2 separate regions of the Homo sapiens genome follow, and region 2 is linked to region 1. The links are chromatin loops, found by intact Hi-C in ENCODE. Cell type or tissue: heart right ventricle. All regions are shown on one strand. Each heading gives the region's core, and the rest is flanking DNA. Links, peaks and the distances in the headings are about the cores only.

The links. A loop is a pair of places that touch in the nucleus more often than their neighbours do. Peaks named below come from ENCODE experiments on the same cell type or tissue, not always from the same donor. Only the 100,000 strongest peaks of a DNase experiment are listed, where the experiment ranks them.
Region 2: it touches region 1 in a loop (5-fold over the local background); 92 of 110 quality-filtered maps call a loop at or near these places.

The regions. Positions count from the first base shown.
Region 1 is chr1:19,651,470-19,656,775 of GRCh38, reverse strand. It overlaps MICOS10-NBL1 (MICOS10-NBL1 readthrough), which reads right to left. Exons shown (of 4, transcript NM_001204089.2): 2 at 1,576-1,764; 3 at 1,341-1,452. The coding sequence starts at 1,745. NBL1 (NBL1, DAN family BMP antagonist) reads right to left here. Exons shown (of 4, transcript NM_005380.8): 2 at 1,576-1,764; 3 at 1,341-1,452. The coding sequence starts at 1,745. Among named protein-coding and RNA genes, the nearest start is that of NBL1, 9.8 kb to the right of the region's middle. RefSeq lists a silencer at 2,744-2,883. In heart right ventricle, for the core only: a CTCF peak has its summit at 2,913 (motif pointing right); DNase peaks (open chromatin) are centred at 2,905, 4,315 and 4,680; H3K4me3 peaks cover 21 bases; H3K27ac peaks cover 2,780 bases.
Region 2 is chr1:19,383,476-19,388,844 of GRCh38, reverse strand. CAPZB (capping actin protein of muscle Z-line subunit beta) reads left to right here. Exons shown (of 9, transcript NM_004930.5): 3 at 3,219-3,340. Among named protein-coding and RNA genes, the nearest start is that of SLC66A1, 74 kb to the right of the region's middle. In heart right ventricle, for the core only: no CTCF peak of the experiment used is centred there; DNase peaks (open chromatin) are centred at 2,739 and 4,545; H3K27ac peaks cover 2,882 bases.

The sequences.
Region 1 (5,306 bases), core at 307-5,306:
AGAATCCCAGAGCCCACCTGTGATGCCCAGTTAGCTCTGGGGTCCCATGGGGAGGGGGAAATTGAACCCCTGCACAAGCCACCAGAGCTGTCTCCTCACATCCAGTCCTGCCACCTTCCCACCCATTCCCCACCAGCAGCCACCAGTGTGGCCTGCCCCTGCTAAAATCGCCCCCACCGCCGCGATCCCCCTGCACTTGGAGACAAACCCTGACCCCTCACTAAGGCCACCCAGGACCTTCAGGTGCCACCAGCTGGCTGGCCCCCCTACCCCTGACCCTGCACCACTCTTACCAATCCTGTGCTTGGGCTCTGCCTCAGGGACTCCGCACATGCTGTTCCCTTTGCCTGGAAGGTTCCCCCCACCCACCCCCCTATCCCCGCCGACTACCACATGCCCTAAACTGCGCCTTTGGGTCTGAGCTCAGACTTCACTTCCTCAAAAGAGCCCCACCCCAAAGCCCAGCCCAGCTGAGGCTCACCCTGCAGGAACCCCATCTACCTCCTACTCTGCCCCTATCATCACCCATCTAAGTACCTTTTTTCCTTCTCCCTCCCTTCCTCTCTTCCTTCCTCCCTTCCACAGAGCGCCTACCCTGTGCCAGCTCTGGGGACACAAAGACACATTTCCTTCAAGGAAATCAGAGTCTAGTGGGGGAAACAGATCTGTCAAAATCACCCGGATGCAGGTGGAAGACTGCAGGTGTGAAAGGTGCTTGAAGCGGAGGCATACTGTGCTCTGAGAGCCAACGGTACCAGGGTGTGCCCCAGTCAGGGGGCCTGGAAAGGGGCCCTGAGGAAACGCTGCTTGGGCCAAGGGCAGAAGAATGAATAGAAGTGAACTAGAGAAAGGGGACAGAGGTGGTGTTCCAAGCAGGGAAAAGAACAGGTGCAAGGGCCCTGGGGTAGAAGCGAACGGAGCAGGTGCGAGGCACTGAAAGAAGGTGGCTGTGTTAAGCGTCAAGCTACTAAGGAAGGCAGGAAGCAGGAGGAGGCTGGAAAGGCCACTGAGCCAGGCCATGCCAGGTTCTCGGGACAGGGCAAAGATTTTGGTCTCATCCTATAACAACAGGAAGCCCCTGAAAGGACTTCAGCCCATGAGAGACATCAGAATGGAACTTCGGGAACATCCCTGTCCTGTACAAGTTGGTGTCAGACTTCTGAGCCATCCTGTGGGGAGGCCCACATTTGTATCCCCAGCACAAGCCCTTCACCCTGCACACAGTGGGGCCTTTCTAAGGCCCTGTGGCCATCTGCTGGAATACAGGAGCCTGGGGAGAAAGGCCAAGGCTGGGGCAGGCTCCGGGCCGAGACTGGGTGGGGCAGGCAGGCAGTACTCACAATCTCCCACATGGACTGGGCTGGCATGCAGGAGTCACAGTGAACCAGGGACTCTGTGGACTGTGGGAAGGTGTTGGGGACGCTGTAGCTGAAGCACTGTCCTAGGCACGCCCTGTGGGAGGAGAGGTCACCATGCCTGTGTCACTGTTGGGGAGGCAGGGATGGGCAGCCCTGGTCCTCTTCCTCCCTCCTTGGACCCCTGTCCGCATCCCCCCACCCACCCCTTGGGTCCCACCTGTTCTGGATGGACTTGGCCTCACAGCCGCTGTGGCCCACGATCTGGGTGATGTTCTTGGCTTCGCACCAGGCACTCTTATCTGGGAACAGTGCCAGCTTGTTGATGGGTGGTGGGGCAGCCAGTAGCATGGCAGGGAGGACAGCCCCCACCAGGACCCGAAGCATCATGCCCGTGGCCTCCAGAGCCCTAGAACGGAGCACAGGTGCCAGGTGAGGCACAGCAAGGTGCAGGGGGCCGGGTAGTGGTGTTACAGCATGGACTCTGGCATCCGACTCCTTGGCGCAACCCCAGCTCTCCCACTTACTAACCAAGTGCAACTTTGGACAAGTTATTTCTCCCCTCTGAATCTCACAATTGGAGCTGGGAGTGGTACCTACATCAGATGGGTATCTGGAAGGTCAGATGAGATATTAAATGAGCCTAGCAGATAATACACATTCCATATGTGTTGGTTGGTTTTACAACTTCCTAAATTGCCTTGAGCAAGTTACTTTTTATCTCGGTGCCTCGGTTTCTTCATCTAAAAAGGGGAGATGGTGCCACTGCCTGGCACAGGATTGCGATTACGAAGTGTTCAAGCACATGTCAAGTGCTGAACAATTACTACCTCCTTTCTCCCTTTGATGCTGTGAGTCACCCAGGAAAATACACAAAAAGCTGTCCACACAGCCCTGGAGGGGCTGGCCACACACCATGTCTCCTTGAAAGCTACTGCAACCATTGTCAGGATTCTGATGTTTGAAAAGTTAGCCTTAACCTTCACGTTGCTGTGATTTCTTTTTGGTTTTGTTTTTTGAGAAAAGATCTCACTCGGTCACCCACGCTGGAGTGCAGTGGCATGATCACGGCTCACTGAAGCCTCGACTTCCCTGGGCTCAGGTGATCCTCCCACCTCAGCCTCCCGAGTTGCTGGGACTACAGGCGTCCGCCACCACACCTGGCTAATTTCTGTAAAGACCAGGTTTCGCCGTGTTGCCCAGGCTGGTCTCAAACTCCTGGGGCTCAAGCGATCTTCCTGCTTCAGCATTCCAAAGTGCTGGGATTACAGGCGTGAGCCACCGCACCTGGCCTGCAGTGAATTCCTGGGCCACCTTGGCTGGCCAGACCTCAGGCAAAAAAACTGACCCTGAACCAGACAGTATTGTTCTCTAAGATGCCTCACCAGAAACTCGAATCCACAAGGGCTCTACACAGATCACTGTCCCCAGCCCCATTCTAACACGTGAGTCAAGCGGGAGCCAATCAAAGCTAAGCACTTGGCCATTTGCAAATTCCCCTGCTATAGGATGGAGTGAGATACTAAAACAATACCAGGATCTGCCAAAAGGTGGCGCTGCAGGGCAGTCTGTGTCAAAGGATTCCGCTTTCAGGAGACTCGCCCCAGGTAAGTTTCACCCATGCCCCCCAGTGCAAAAAGCACGGGAGAGGGAGGCTTCAGAGATGAGGGCAGTGCCTTCTTCAAGGAGGCCCCCAAACCCTCGGAGGACGGCACAGCCGAGAAAGGGCATGGGTCCACGTGTGCTGGGTGACCGGGACACTCAGACCTGTTTCCCCACCACCTGTAAAATGAGTGCAGTGAGCCAGGCCAGTGGTTCCCAAACCTGAAATTTGATCAGAATTCCCTAGGAACTTGTGGAGTAAAAGTTCTAGGGTGGGTAGGAGTCTGCGTTTTGATCAGGCTTCCTAGGCAGCTATGCGCTCAGTCAGGGATTCTTTACCTTGGGACAGTCCCTAGAGGGGCCTGGATGAGGCTAAATCAGGAGGAAGAGGGGACAAGTCCTGGTCCCAGTGGCCCCACAGAAGCCCAGCACCAGGAGTCAGGTGGCTTGGGACTGGGCATCCCATTTAGGACAATCCTACCATGGGCCATGGAGATGGCAAAGCCAGGTACTTTTTTTTTTTTTTTTTTTTTGAGACGGAGTCTCGCTCTGTTGCCCAGGCTGGAGTGCAGTGGCACGATCTCTGCTCACTGCAAGCTCCGCCTCCTGGGTTCACGCCTTCTCCTGCCTCAGCCTCCCGTGTAGCTGGGACTGCAGGCGCCCACCACCATGCCCCACTAATTTTTTGTATTTTCAGTAGAGACGGGGTTTCACCGTGTTAGCCAGGATGGTCTCGATCTCCTGACCTCGTGATCCGCCCGCCTCAGCCTCCCAAAGTGCTGGGATTACAGGTGTGAGCCACTGCGCCCGGCCTTACTTATCTATTTTTTTGAGACAGAGTCTCACTCTGTCGCCCAGGCTGGAGTGTCATGGCATGATCTTGGCTCACTGCAACCTCCGCCTCCCGGGTTCAAGTGATTCTCCTGCCTCAGCCTCCAGAATAGCTGGAATTACAGGCATTCGCCACCACACCTGGCTGATTTTTGTATTTTTAGTAGAGATGGGGTTTCACCAGGTTGGCCAGGCTGGTCTCAAACTCCTGACCTCAAGTGATCTGCCCACCTCGGCCTCCCAAGGTGCTGGGATTACAGGTGTGAGCCACTGCACCCAGCCCAGAGCCAAGTACTTTATAAAGTGTCTGGGGAGCACGGGTCTAGAGGTGGGCTGGCTGAGTGGGGCTCCTGCAGGGCTGTGAACCCCTCCAAGCACTCCGCTCCCCATCCAGCAAGTTCCCCCAGCTCCTGCCCCTCTCCTGCAGGTCTCCATCTCAGGGGACCCCAATGCCGGGATAAGCCCCACTCCCAGCCCACTGGGGAGGAAGGGCAGCTGGAAGTGAGGTCGGACAGGCTGCCCCCCCGCCGCCTCCCAAATGAGTTCCTGTCACGATCCAGGCCCTCACCCACGCATTTCCGGTCTTGCTGACAAAGCCCATGTTTCCAGTACAACCACATCCTAACAAAATAGAATGGATTCCTCCCTAACTGGCAACCCAGTGAATTTTTCAACAAGCCTGGCATGCAGGCGGCTTCCTCACTCCTGAGTCAGGTCTGCCCACAGCACACCTGAAGGGTCCTGGAGGTCCATTTAAGGCCAGGGCTCCCTGGGCTGGACTGGCCCCCTAGACCCTTAGGAGAGGTCCAGGGACTCTTGTCCTCCTATATCTGACCCCATCTTGCTTCCTCAGGAACAACAGGTCACAGGGGGCCAGGGAGGTGACTGGGGCAGAAAGTGATGTGGATTTGGAATTGAGACTGGGGTTGTAATGCAAGTAGCCTGGGCCAGGCATGGTGGCTCACACCTGTAATTCTAGCACTTTGGGAGGCCAAAGCGGGAGGACCACTTGAACTCAGGAGTCCAAGACTAGCCTGGGAAGCAAAGTGAGACTTGGTCTCAAAATAAAATAAAATAAAATAAAATATTTTTTTATTATCACACTGTGATAACACATTTTTTATTATCACATTATGCATTGTGATGTGCACCTGTAGTCCAGCTATGTGGGAAGCTGAGGCGGGAGGATGGCTTGAGACCAGGCTTGGGGCTGCAGTGAGCCATGATTGCGTCCCTGCACTCCAGACTGGGTGACAGAGCAAGAACCTGTCAAAAAGGAAAGGGAAAAAAAGGACAGGAAAGAAAAGAGGGAGGGAGGCAGGGAGGGAGGGACAGAGGGAGGGAGGGAGGCTGGGGTGAGCACTTGGAGTTGGAATTAGGAGAGGTCACAACCGAGGCTGTGGGTCACAACTAGGCTGAAGCCGAGTGTTGAGACTGGGGTTGAGGCTAATGGAGGCTTACTGGGAAATGGGGTAATGGTGACTTTTTGGAAGAGGTTGCAGGCCCAGAGATCAGGAA
Region 2 (5,369 bases), core at 127-5,126, 270 kb after region 1:
AGAAGTCCCATCACAGATCTTCAAGGGTGGTCTGTCTCCGTGCAGCTCATCTACTGTGTTTGACAAATGAACAGTCTTGGGCTTTGCCTAAGGTTCCGTGGCCAGCTCACAGCAGAGCAGAGGCTAGAACCCAGGTCTCTTAGTTCTCACTCTTTCCACCAATGCTGTGGCTCCTTGAGGTCATATGTTAATAAAAAATGCCAGGGCTTTCATGACAGCTCCGGTTCTCTTTGTTCAGTGCTTTCCCACCATACCATGGTTCATATCTGAGAGTGCTGGGTTGGAACCACACAGGAAACTTGTCATCAGCATCCATTCAGATTTAGTTCTGGACAAGTGCTTTTGCTAAAGATTCCTATTACCTGCCAATTTATTAATTTTAAAGTAAAGTTGATTGGAGTTTGGGAGGCTCCGTGTTGTAAAACTCCTCCTTTCCTCCCTCTTTCCCTCCTTTCTTTCCTTCCTCCCAAATATATTAAGCATTTGCTGTGTGTCAGGCACAGCCACAGGCACTGAGAATCCTGCAGTGAGTAAGATCGAAGTCCTTGCCCCAGTAAAACTTACATTCTAGTGAGGGATACAGATAACTGATCAATGAAAAAATACTCCACCTGGTGTTAAGTGCTAGGAAGAGATTACTCAGATGCTTTCGATTCATAGATGAATCTCTTGGATAGGAGTAGAGTCAAGCCTCTTTTATACCAAACCCTATTTTCTTGTGAGCTTTCCTACGTTGAGGGGACTTAGCTGCAAGCAGTGTGCCTGGCAGGAGAAGGGAAACAGCTGGCTCCAGGTGGAACTGGGGTGAAGCACCGGATCCTCACAGGTACGTTTGTACCCTGTGTCTGAAGCAGCACAGTGAATTCAGGTATGATCCAGGCTATTGTTGCCATCTGAGAGTAACAGGTGACAGATGATATTGTCTAAAGGAAGGGAAAGGAACCTGAACGTGTCAGGCAGTAACATACGTGCATTTCCCTGTGCCAGGCTCTGCCCTGAACACGGAATGCATTGTGTCATGTGGGTCCTCAAAATCACATGGGCATGGGCACCCAGATGGGTTGGTTTTATTATCCCCATTTTACAGGTACGGAAACCAAGTCTTAGTAGAGAAGTAAAATGACTTACCCAGGCCATAAGGCTACTTGTACGCAGCGGAGTCAGGAGGTCTAACTTCAGACCCTGTTTGCTCAGTCTCTACTGTAATTGAGGAAAAATTGAGCTGATGGTGTCAGGACTCCAACCAGAGAGAATGGGTTCCAGGCAAAAGTTGAGGCCCAACAGATAAGCCAAGGCAGCATCCCAGCATTATAAACAGAGATGCTTAGGGACAGGCATGATGTGTTAGGTGAGGTGGCTTCATTGGCTGTGGCAGCACAGCAAGGCCTCTTTCAGGTCCCAGATGGCCTCGGGTGGAAGCTGTTAGACCTTCCTTCCTCAGCCAGGACTTCCTTCCAGTTGAAGGGCTCTGTGGCCACAGCTAAGCAGGGCTGGGGCTAGGAGAGGGCTGTTTGCCACCAGAGGGTGCCTTTAGCATGCACTGTCCTTCCCCTTAGCTGGACATTAAACCAAAGTTAGAGTAGGAGGAGTAGGGACTTTGGACTCATCTGGCCCTGGTTTTGTTTTCTGTCTCCACTGCTTGCTTCTTGTGTGGCCCTTGGGTAACTTTATGGCTCCCGGCCTCAACTCTAATCTGTAAAATGGGGCTTTGCATACCCACTTTGCAGAATGCGTGTGAGCTTTCAAGTCAACAATATGCTCTACCATAGTGCGTGGTGCATGGCAGGCACATGGAAATGGTAAGGTGCATGATATTATCACCAAAACCAACTTTGAAAGTAGCCCCCATTTTTATTATGTTTGTTAGGAAAGGGCAGATACACATGGAGAAAGAATTCTGAAAACAAGCACAGGTACAGGCCAGGCCTGGGGGCTCACACCTGTAAGCCCAGCACATTGTACACAGGGGTTGGTGGTGTATGTCTATCTCTTTGGGTACTGTCCCCTGTATAAGAAACAGATCATCTCACCAAGGCCAGAATTTCTGTGAGTTATGAGGCAGGGTTACAGTCCTTTAGTTGTGCTGGGCGTTGCTTTCCAAGCTGAGTTCTAAAGCACCCTGGAGGGGCAGCAGAGGAGCCCGTGGAGGCTGGGTGGTCCCTGTGGTGGTGGGACTCCCTGTCCCTGCCTGTCTCTTGGATGGTGGCAAGGGCCTTCTGGAAGAACACAGGAACCACTGTCGCTGTCAGCCCGTCTGCTGAGCTGCTCTGCTGGTGTCTTTGCCATACGATGGAATTTTTCCACTGGGAAGGGTTATTGGTGCAACTGGCAGGCACTTTCCTGGTAAACGATATGGTGGAGCCCCCATAAACCCAGGCCCATGAAACAAATAAGTCAGCACATTGAAAATATAGCGTGGAAGTGACTCAGGCCTGAAGGAATCCATTTCTGAAAGTGCTGCCATCCCTTTCTGGGATATTTTGGTAGAAATTGATGTTTGAGTTGGGAGGAGGAGGCCAGTGGCCTGGTTACTTGCAGAGCCTTGTGTCAGAGTCGCAACATTGGCCCAGAGTTTGAGTCCTGCCAGCCCCCGACCGCGGGGTCATCTTTCTTGGTGAGGCGGCCCCCTGGCAGGCCAGCCGGAGGTGAGCCCACTGGGGCTCTGTGCTGTGGGGGAGCCGGGGTGAAGCTCTCTTTGCAGCAGATAGAGTTGACTCTACAAGCCAACTGGTAACACTTGGCTAGGGGCCTGGAAAGTACTGGAGACTCCACCCAGCATAGGAGCCTGTGGGAGTTCCCGGCACGGACGAGTTTTTCTACTCCGAGTTCTTTAGATTCCTGTGTATTTGAAATGTTTACCTTCTTCTCGGGACTTCAGCTTGTACTTTGCCCACCAGAGACCAATACCAAGCACATACACACTTAAATTTACTAGGCCACCCTGGTGACCAGGTAATTAAAGCTGCACACAGTTTTTGGAAGGAAGACTGTATTAGAAATCACGCTCCACTGTAATTCAAGAATGGGTTTCTTTATAGAGGGACACAGTTGGTGTCAGACACATGTGGAAAAGAAAAGAACAGGCCCATAATTTTGTCTCAGTGCCCAGGGCCAGATGTTAAAGGTACTGACCACAATATGGCTGCAGTATTGTTAGCCACCTGAGTTTGGTGTGCTGTTTTAACCTCTGTTTCGACCTTGTCCTTTCTCTCTGCCAGGTCCCCAGTCTATGTGAGGATCTCCTGTCTTCTGTTGACCAGCCACTGAAAATTGCCAGAGACAAGGTGGTGGGAAAGGATTACCTTTTGTGTGACTACAACAGAGATGGGGACTCCTATAGGTGAGCTCATGCCCCGGGGATGCAGCAGGCACAGCAGGCACACGCGGGCTGCCGTAGGTACCTGCTGCAGAGCACGGGGACCTTGGACTTGGGCAGCTGGCAGCCCATTCAGCTTTCCTTCCGTTTGTTCCCTGCCCTCCTCTCCTTTCTTCTCTTGTCCTCCCCATTCTTCTCATCGTTCCATCTGTTATTCCAATCATGCAGCAGACGTTTGAAGAGTGCCACCCACAAGCATGAGAGATAGAGCAGCGGACCAAAGGCCCCCTGCCTTCATGGATCTTCCAGTCTAACGGGAGAGGGATGTTGTTCAAAAACAACTGTTCTATTATAATTGCATTCAGTCCTGCGGAGGGCAGTGTACAGGGTGCGCATATGATGGGGATCCTGAGGGCTGGGAGGGTCTCTGTGGTAAGGGATCTACGAACGCAGCTCTGTCAGATACACAACTCTCCTCTCTCTTTCCGTCACCTCGCCCAAGGCTGTAAATAACTAAGTTGACATTAGTCCCTGCCCTGGGTGTCTGATCACCAGGTCTAGCATAGGAGACACATTGGGTAACTGGTAACTGTATGATGTGATTCATACAGCCAGTGCAAAGTCTGTTCAGGGTGGGACGGTAGCACAGAAGAGGCCATGGTCAACTCCAGGAGGACTTCCTGAAGGAGGTGATGTCTGAGCTGGGTTTTAAGGGCATGTAGGAGTTATACCTCTATTTTTTAAGAGTGGGAATCCTTAAACTGGCCCAGTGTTTCCATGATGAATTGCAGTAGTCACTGCCTTGGAGAATGGTAGAGGAACACAGCCTGCTTTAGGTTTATTTGGAGACCACAGAACCAGGGTTGTCTTGAAGCTTCACCCTGATGCTCTCTTTGGAGATGGGGCAAGGCTTCTGGGAAGTCAAAGCAGGAAAAATGATCAGGAGTCAGCCAGTGTGGGCTTCAAACCAGCACAGCTCCCTGTGTCAATGGGACTTTGACAAATCACTTATTGTCGCTGGTCTTTTAGTTTTGTCATCTGTAAAACGGAAATAGTAGTGTTTCTTTACTCAACAGAATGCTTCCTGAAGAAAATAAAGAGGACAGTGGGAGGGAGGGAGAGGACGGGCAGGCAGGGAAGGCTCTCCCACAAGTGGGAACTGGAGGATGAAAAGGTCCAGGTCTGGGGAAGAGCCTGCTGGGTGCTGAGGCCCTGGGTGATGAGCTCACCAGGATGGAGCTGGCAGAAGGCCAGAGGTGGAGAAGGCAGTGAGGGGAGGGCAGTGGGGGCGGAGATGAGGGAGGAGGCATGGCCAGGGCAGGTCTGGCAGGGTCTTGAAGGCCAGGCTGAGGGTAATAAAAGTTAGCACAGGGTTATTTATTGGGGGGATAAAAGAAGTAACACACGTGAAATGTTGAATGGCACAGACATTGTCATATACTTAAAAAGTTTAATACTGACTTATAAGAGACTAGACAACAGTTTTATAATCATGTCCCTTTCCTGGCTTTAAATGGAAATTAGGTAGAGATTATATTTTGCCCTCCTTCAGACCACAGACTAGAGTTGAAATGGTGAGAAGTGGTGAGATTTGAGGTCACTTTTAAAAGTAGAGCCAGCGGCCTCTGCAGGTAGGTGGGGATGGAAGAAGAGGAGGTGGGGTGTGAAGGGTGATTACAAGGCTTCGGACCTGAGCCACTGTTGATTGAGGTGAGGAGGACTCGGGGAGGAGCAGGCATAGGGACACTTTAAGCTTGAGAGGCCCATTAGATCAAAGTGGAGATACCAGGTAGGCTGTGGATGTACCATGTGGAGTTCCAGGAGAGAGGTTTAGGCTGGGGATGTGGCTGCAGATGTCCCAGCATATAGATGGTGATACAGCCCTGAGGCCGATCAAATTCATCCTTGAAGGGCTCATTCTGTGCCTGGAACTGCTGGTCACAGCATGGCGTCCAGGTGCTGTCCTTGGGAGCATCTTGCTCTGTCGCCCAGGCTGTAGTGCAGTGATGCGAACATGGCCCCCTGCACAAGACCATAGGCATGTATCACCATG